Regions from separate parts of the Homo sapiens genome. Here region 1 is linked to region 2. Evidence: chromatin loops called from intact Hi-C (ENCODE). Cell type or tissue: natural killer cell. All regions are shown on one strand. Links, peaks and the distances in the headings refer to the core of each region. The heading gives the core; the rest is flanking DNA.

Region 1 (2,910 bases), core at 216-2,715, 57 kb before region 2:
CAAAAGTTTGCTTAACGTTCTACTTCTTTTTTTTTTTTTTGAGATGGAGTCTCGCTCTGTCGCCCAGGATGGAGTGCAGTGGCACCATCTCAGCTCACTGCAAGTTCCACCTCCTGGGTTCACACCATTCTCCTGCCTCAGCCTCCCGAGTAGCTGGGACTACAGGTGTCCCCCACCATGCCGAGCTAATTTTTCGTATTTTTAGTAGAGACGGGGTTTCACCGTGTTAGCTAGGATGGTCACGATCTCCTGACCTCGTGATCCGCCCACCTCGGCCTCTAAAAGTGCTGGGATTACAGGGGTGAGCCGCCACGCCCAGCAACGTTCTACTTCTTCAGCTAATTGCTTCCCCAAATGTTTGTCATATTCTTTAAACTGTACTCTTACATTACACATGCCTTTTTGCTTGCATGATAGTTCAATTATTTAAAAAAACATATTCCAGTAGTCCAGTTAAGAGCTTGCACACTTGAAAATGCTTAAAATGCTAAATTTTTTATGTCTATTTTACTGCAATTTTTAAAAAGAAAAAAAAGGAGAGCTTAAACTAAAACAGTAGAGAGGACAGTGGAGAAGTGGCTCAGTGAGGACCTTAGGTGGCAGAAGCAAAGGGATCTGGGCTCAGATGGGAGCAGGAAGTGAAGATGAAAGAGGAGCTATCAGTGACCCTCAGCAGTCACTGCCCGGGCTCTCATCTTGCCTTCCTGTACCTCCTCTTCCCCTCTTGTCTCTTTAGTTTAGGCCACAAACTCAAGGCCTTCCATATTGTGTATCCCCCCAGAGCTCCAAACACAGCACCTTGTTTGTAGTGGTGCCCAAAACACATCTTGTTATGAGACTGAGTGTACCAGATGGTCACGGTTACAGCAGTATGAATATTCCCAAAAGAACGAAGAAGGAGATAATTATTTCATCCAGTCCAGACACTCAGAGTGTGGGCACAATTACTGATGGAGCCACATGCTTCCAACGTGTGAATTCACTCCAAGGACACTTGACATCTAAAGAAGCAATGTTTACTCCGCCACCTGCACAGGCTTGTCCATGGCCGTGTTTCAGGAGCATCACTGGTATGCGGAGCAATTCACAGCACTCCCCCTAGAGTGGCCCACAGACAGCAAAGATGTCCCACACCAGGAAAATTGTCACTGAGATGGACCCTGCAGGGCCCGTCACCCCATTCGCAAACCCTGAAACTGGCAGGACAATTCGAAAGAGCTGTTCCCTAGAAGAGAACAAGGGGCCAGCACTCACTAAGACATCTGCAACCCAGATGTGTCAGAGGACACATCAAGAACACTGAGCTGCCTCAAAGACCACATATAACTTGTCACCAGATTTCTTATCTTCACAGAGGACAGCCAGCCACAAGAGAGAGGCTGCAGGAGTGATGTCAGGGACTTAGCAACCACAACTCTCAGACACAATCTCCAGTAACTACATTCCTCAAAACGGTCTCTCAGAAGCATGTGCTGAATGCAGCTGCTAACATGCAACCAGACGTCCATGTCTTGACGTCAGGACGGCAAAGGGCAGATGGTACATCACTGGCACATGAGCACACAGCTCCCATTCCTTGCATAGCGGTGCCATCTCTACAGCATCCCTGTTTCTCGCCAGGCTCTGACATCAAGCTGTGCACGTTGAAGGTATGCACATCCTTGTTAAGAGAACAAACTAAAGTACACAGTACTCTTGCTATCTTAACTTCAAAATCTCTGTCATTCGGGGGGATAAAATCTGTAATATGCACATATAAATATGTATACCAACACTAAATAAAATATTCTCTAGGCCAATATAGGACATAAGGACTAAAATACACATTACAGTAACATGGAACAGTCCAGATCCTATTAAAATGTTATTCAAGTTTTCAAAAATGAAAACACTGAGGACATTGTAGGAGAACTACAATAGAACCAGGAGTTTATTTTCCACTGGTGTTTCCTATTAGCTCTCCAAGCCTTCAGATGATTTCAGAAAAATTTATTCCAGATGTATAACACTACGACAACAATATAATTTGGACTATAATTACTCAATTCATAACTTACCACTGCTTCCTATACTTTTTGCATTTCTTTCTCTTGAACTATTTAGTGGGATTTCATTTTTATTTTGTAAAAATAATTGTTAGAGTCATTTTGTTTACTTAGGAGGTAACTCTTTTGTATCTATAAAATGGCTCTGATCTCACATAGAATGATACCTTTGCTAGGTATAAGATTATTGTATTGCATCCTTTTCACAATAATTTGCTAACACTGTTCCACTATCTTCTAGCTTACAGTCTCGCAGATGTGCATTTTAATACTATTCAGATTCTTTTTACCTTGGTACAAAAATCTATTCCTTCCGTCTGGAAGCTGATACAATTTCCTCTCCACTCTTAGAGTTCAGAAATTCCAGCAAACTATGTCTAGATAAGGGTCTTTTTTAATTTTATGAGGGTCTCATTAATTTTATGTGAGATTCATTTGGTGAGCCCTTTCCGAATCAAGTCCCACATCTTACTTTAGTTACAGGAAGATTCTTGCTATTTCTTTTTTATTTCTCTCCCTAATGGCCTTTTTCTCTTTCTGGAATATCTCTGGAATTTGCCCTCCAAATCACTGAACTTTACACTCATAGCACCCATTTCACATTTTTTTCTGTGTGGTATAAATTAGTTCCTCCATTTGACCTTCCAAAACACTAACTCACTTTTCAGCAAGATATAGCATGTGACCTGTCTTTGCTCTTGCTGGCAACAAAGGGCCCCTGAGACACCAGTGCATGTCTTTCAGCGACTGGTGGATGGCTGGGCAGTGTAAGATACAGTGGGAGAGGATTTTATGGTGAGCTGGAGGCAGTCAGGGTGGTCATCTGGGACTTCACTGTTGAGATGTGAAGAGGTGCCTGTATTTT
Region 2 (2,910 bases), core at 229-2,728:
CTTGTATTTCTTACCTAAAATGAGTGGTTTGGTAATGTCCCGAAAAATCTCCTGGTGATCAAATCTTTCTGGAATAAAGCAGAAGAAAACAGAGAAAATTACTTTCACTTCAGCAATGATACAGGTGCGCACATAGAGCTCCTTCAAGTATAAAAATGTAAATATGAGGCTTTGAATCACCTGTAAAAGTGGACAGATTATAATTCTAATGAGATAATCAGAAATTACCCTAAACAAATAATTAAAATGTTTCTTTAGCCATTCATCGCATAATTATTGCCTTAAGAACAATGTGTTGGGCAAATAAAGAGATGGCTTATGTACCATTCTGAAAGGAGAGACTCTCTGCATTTTAATGAGGCTCCTCAAAGCCCTCATGAATATGTATTTTCCCACAACAAAGCTTGACCCCACGGGTTTGCAGAGCTGGTGCTTCACGACACTTTCAGACTGCGGAGGGTGTGCATATGGGGGTGGGCGGGGAGAGGACTGCGATGAAAGTGAAGAGAGGAAGGAGGACCACCTCTCCTTTCCAATGCCCAGGGTCTCAGCCCACCTTCTCCTGGGCAAGATGGTTTCATGAAAAGAATGAGAAAGAGGCCACCAGGTCTCAGACTTCCCTGAATAGAGGAAGCTCTGCACAGGAAGGCTGAAGAGGAAGCTACTGCCAGCAGGCTCGGGGGTTTCAAGGCCAGGCCCTTGGGTTGGATCAGGAATTCAGGGCAAGGGCATTAGAAGGCTACGGGCAGGAAGCTGGGGTGGAACAGGAGGAGGGGTGTTCAATTGTCTGCAACATCACATCTGAATTCTGCCTCTCCCTCCATGTTGGCTACAGACAAAGTTACAAAGGGCTTTCTGTGTTCCTTTCAAAAAGGATAGTAATACAGCCTCCTCCCGGGGGCATCAGCTGTTGAGCCGGGCCAGGCTGCGAGCCCTTCACGAATGGCTGCGCTGCTGGACAGGGCACCTGCAATCTGGTCCTGGGGTCTGCAGTCGTAGGGAAGAGCCCCATTCACTGGGGAAGGAAACAGGACACAGGCAACACAGTGGCTTCGACTTCATCACAAAGGTTTAGTCTACTCAGCGTCTTCACTTCTCTAAGAAAGCGGCCAGTTGCTCTCACTTCCTAGGTAGACACCCCTAGCAGAGGGTTATAATTACGAAATTTCCTCCACCCAAAATGGCCCAGGGAAGATACTTCTGGTCCCCATGTAAAGGAGATGACCCAACGTCTCTGAGGAGGCTAAAGATGTTTCCATGTTGAACAAGCTACCCGTTAAGGGAGCTGCAGAGCCGTAACCTGCTTGCCTCTGCTCAGGGGAAACTGGCTGTTTGCACCGTTGTTCCATTTCTTTCCCAGGCTATGGTGCTTCTGTGGCTTTTCACGGCCTGTTCTGTGAAGCAACATGGTGCTTCACAGATCCTGGCCCTTTGCAAGGAGGCCTCTTTATCACACCCAAAGTGAGCACCACACAAAAAGCATGTCAATCACACACACGCTTTCCGCAGTGGAGTCAGCATGGGCTGCTTGCTTCCTGTGTGAACGTCAGAAAATCCCTTCACACCATCTCTGTCAGTTTCATCGTGTATAAAACTGGCCAATAACTACTTCAAAGGTGGCTGGGAAGGTGAATTGCAAGGGAACCTCTAGAATGTTGCCTGGAATCACATTAGCATCAAATAGTATTCCCTTCTTCACTCCTAAGCTCGCCATCTGCGGTCCTCCAAAAATAAGTAATTTCTGGGTGAGTTCATGAACTAAAGGTTAGTCCAGCAGCAAGAATCCTCCACTGGGAGTCCAGCAATGCGGCCTCAGTTCCTCACTCTGTTACAGGTTGGCTCTGTGACCCCAAGTGGATCAGTGAGAAAGTCAGGCCTGCCAGCCCCTGTCCTCTCCAGGCACCCTAAACTCCGGCTCTGGGCAGCTGTCACTTGACCAAGCCCTGCAGTCCAGCTTTTCCCACTTGCTCCTGGCCCAGAAGCGCCTCAGGAAACCCGGAGCCTGTCTCAGGACTGTTTCCCAGCCCTAGGAGACCTGCCCATCGCCCACCGCCTCCTTCCCAGAGTCTGCGAGTCTCCAGAAAGCCCAGAGCTCATCCATGTGCATCCCCCAGAAGCCCCACAGGCTTCACACTGACTTCCGACAAAGGCACAGAATCATCACACCGCCCAGGAGCAATAGCAGCACTGCACCTTATGTAAGGCCTTTCCATAAGAGGAAGCAGGCCCATGTCTTCACTCCATTTAGAACGGGTTTTGAGTGTCTATTTATAGGCATCACACACCCAGCCTTTGCGGAGGGTGGAGGAATCAGGCCTCTGGGCCCCTGTCCACCACCCTCATTTGCATTCTTTTCATGTTTCTTTTCTCTCATTTCCCAGCAGCATTTTCGCTCAAAAGCCAGGTCACCTACCACTTGGACCCAGCACCACTTTTCATTTTCTGCAGAGAAAAATATTCATTTTCGTTTCCATGCAGGAGTGTCCTGTCCTTGCCCTCTCCAGGGCCCCTGGCTAGCATTCACTAAAGCACGGCTGTGTGATTCGAGTGACCTATGTCTCCTGGACAGAGGGCTCCCCTGAAAGTCATGCCCAGCAAGGTCACGAGAGCCGGGAAGTCCCTGGGGGCAGCTGACTCTGAGTCGTAAGTGAGCCAGGCATATTTGGGGGGCGGGCTCCATCCCAGCAGGCAGAAGGAACACAGAGGATCAGACATGGCTTGGAAACCCTAGGCTTTTCCCACTGCCTGGCCATTCCTGCATCTGCCAAGCACATCACTCCATCCTCTTCCTGCCCCTCCAGGGGCAGTGAGGACCAGGCCACTTCCCCAGTCCCCCTCGGCTGTTTGTGATCAGACAGAAAGGCTGGGACCTGCTCTTTTCTCACCATTTTTGGAACAATTAAATCCTTC

The links. Hi-C counts contacts between places; a loop is a spot of excess contacts. Peaks named below come from ENCODE experiments on the same cell type or tissue, not always from the same donor. Only the 100,000 strongest peaks of a DNase experiment are listed, where the experiment ranks them.
Region 1: a loop joins it to region 2, with 3 times the contacts of the local background. A loop is called at or near these places in 8 of 110 quality-filtered maps.

Annotation. Positions count from the first base shown.
Region 1 is chr15:29,049,585-29,052,494 of GRCh38, reverse strand. All of the region lies in intron 3 of APBA2 (amyloid beta precursor protein binding family A member 2), which reads right to left. Among named protein-coding and RNA genes, the nearest start is that of APBA2, 170 kb to the right of the region's middle. In natural killer cell, for the core only: no CTCF peak of the experiment used is centred there; a DNase peak (open chromatin) is centred at 1,394; H3K27ac peaks cover 1,382 bases.
Region 2 is chr15:28,992,911-28,995,820 of GRCh38, reverse strand. It overlaps APBA2 (amyloid beta precursor protein binding family A member 2), which reads right to left. Exons shown (of 15, transcript NM_001353788.2): 3 at 15-68. Among named protein-coding and RNA genes, the nearest start is that of APBA2, 110 kb to the right of the region's middle. In natural killer cell, for the core only: no CTCF peak of the experiment used is centred there; a DNase peak (open chromatin) is centred at 1,480; H3K27ac peaks cover 2,500 bases.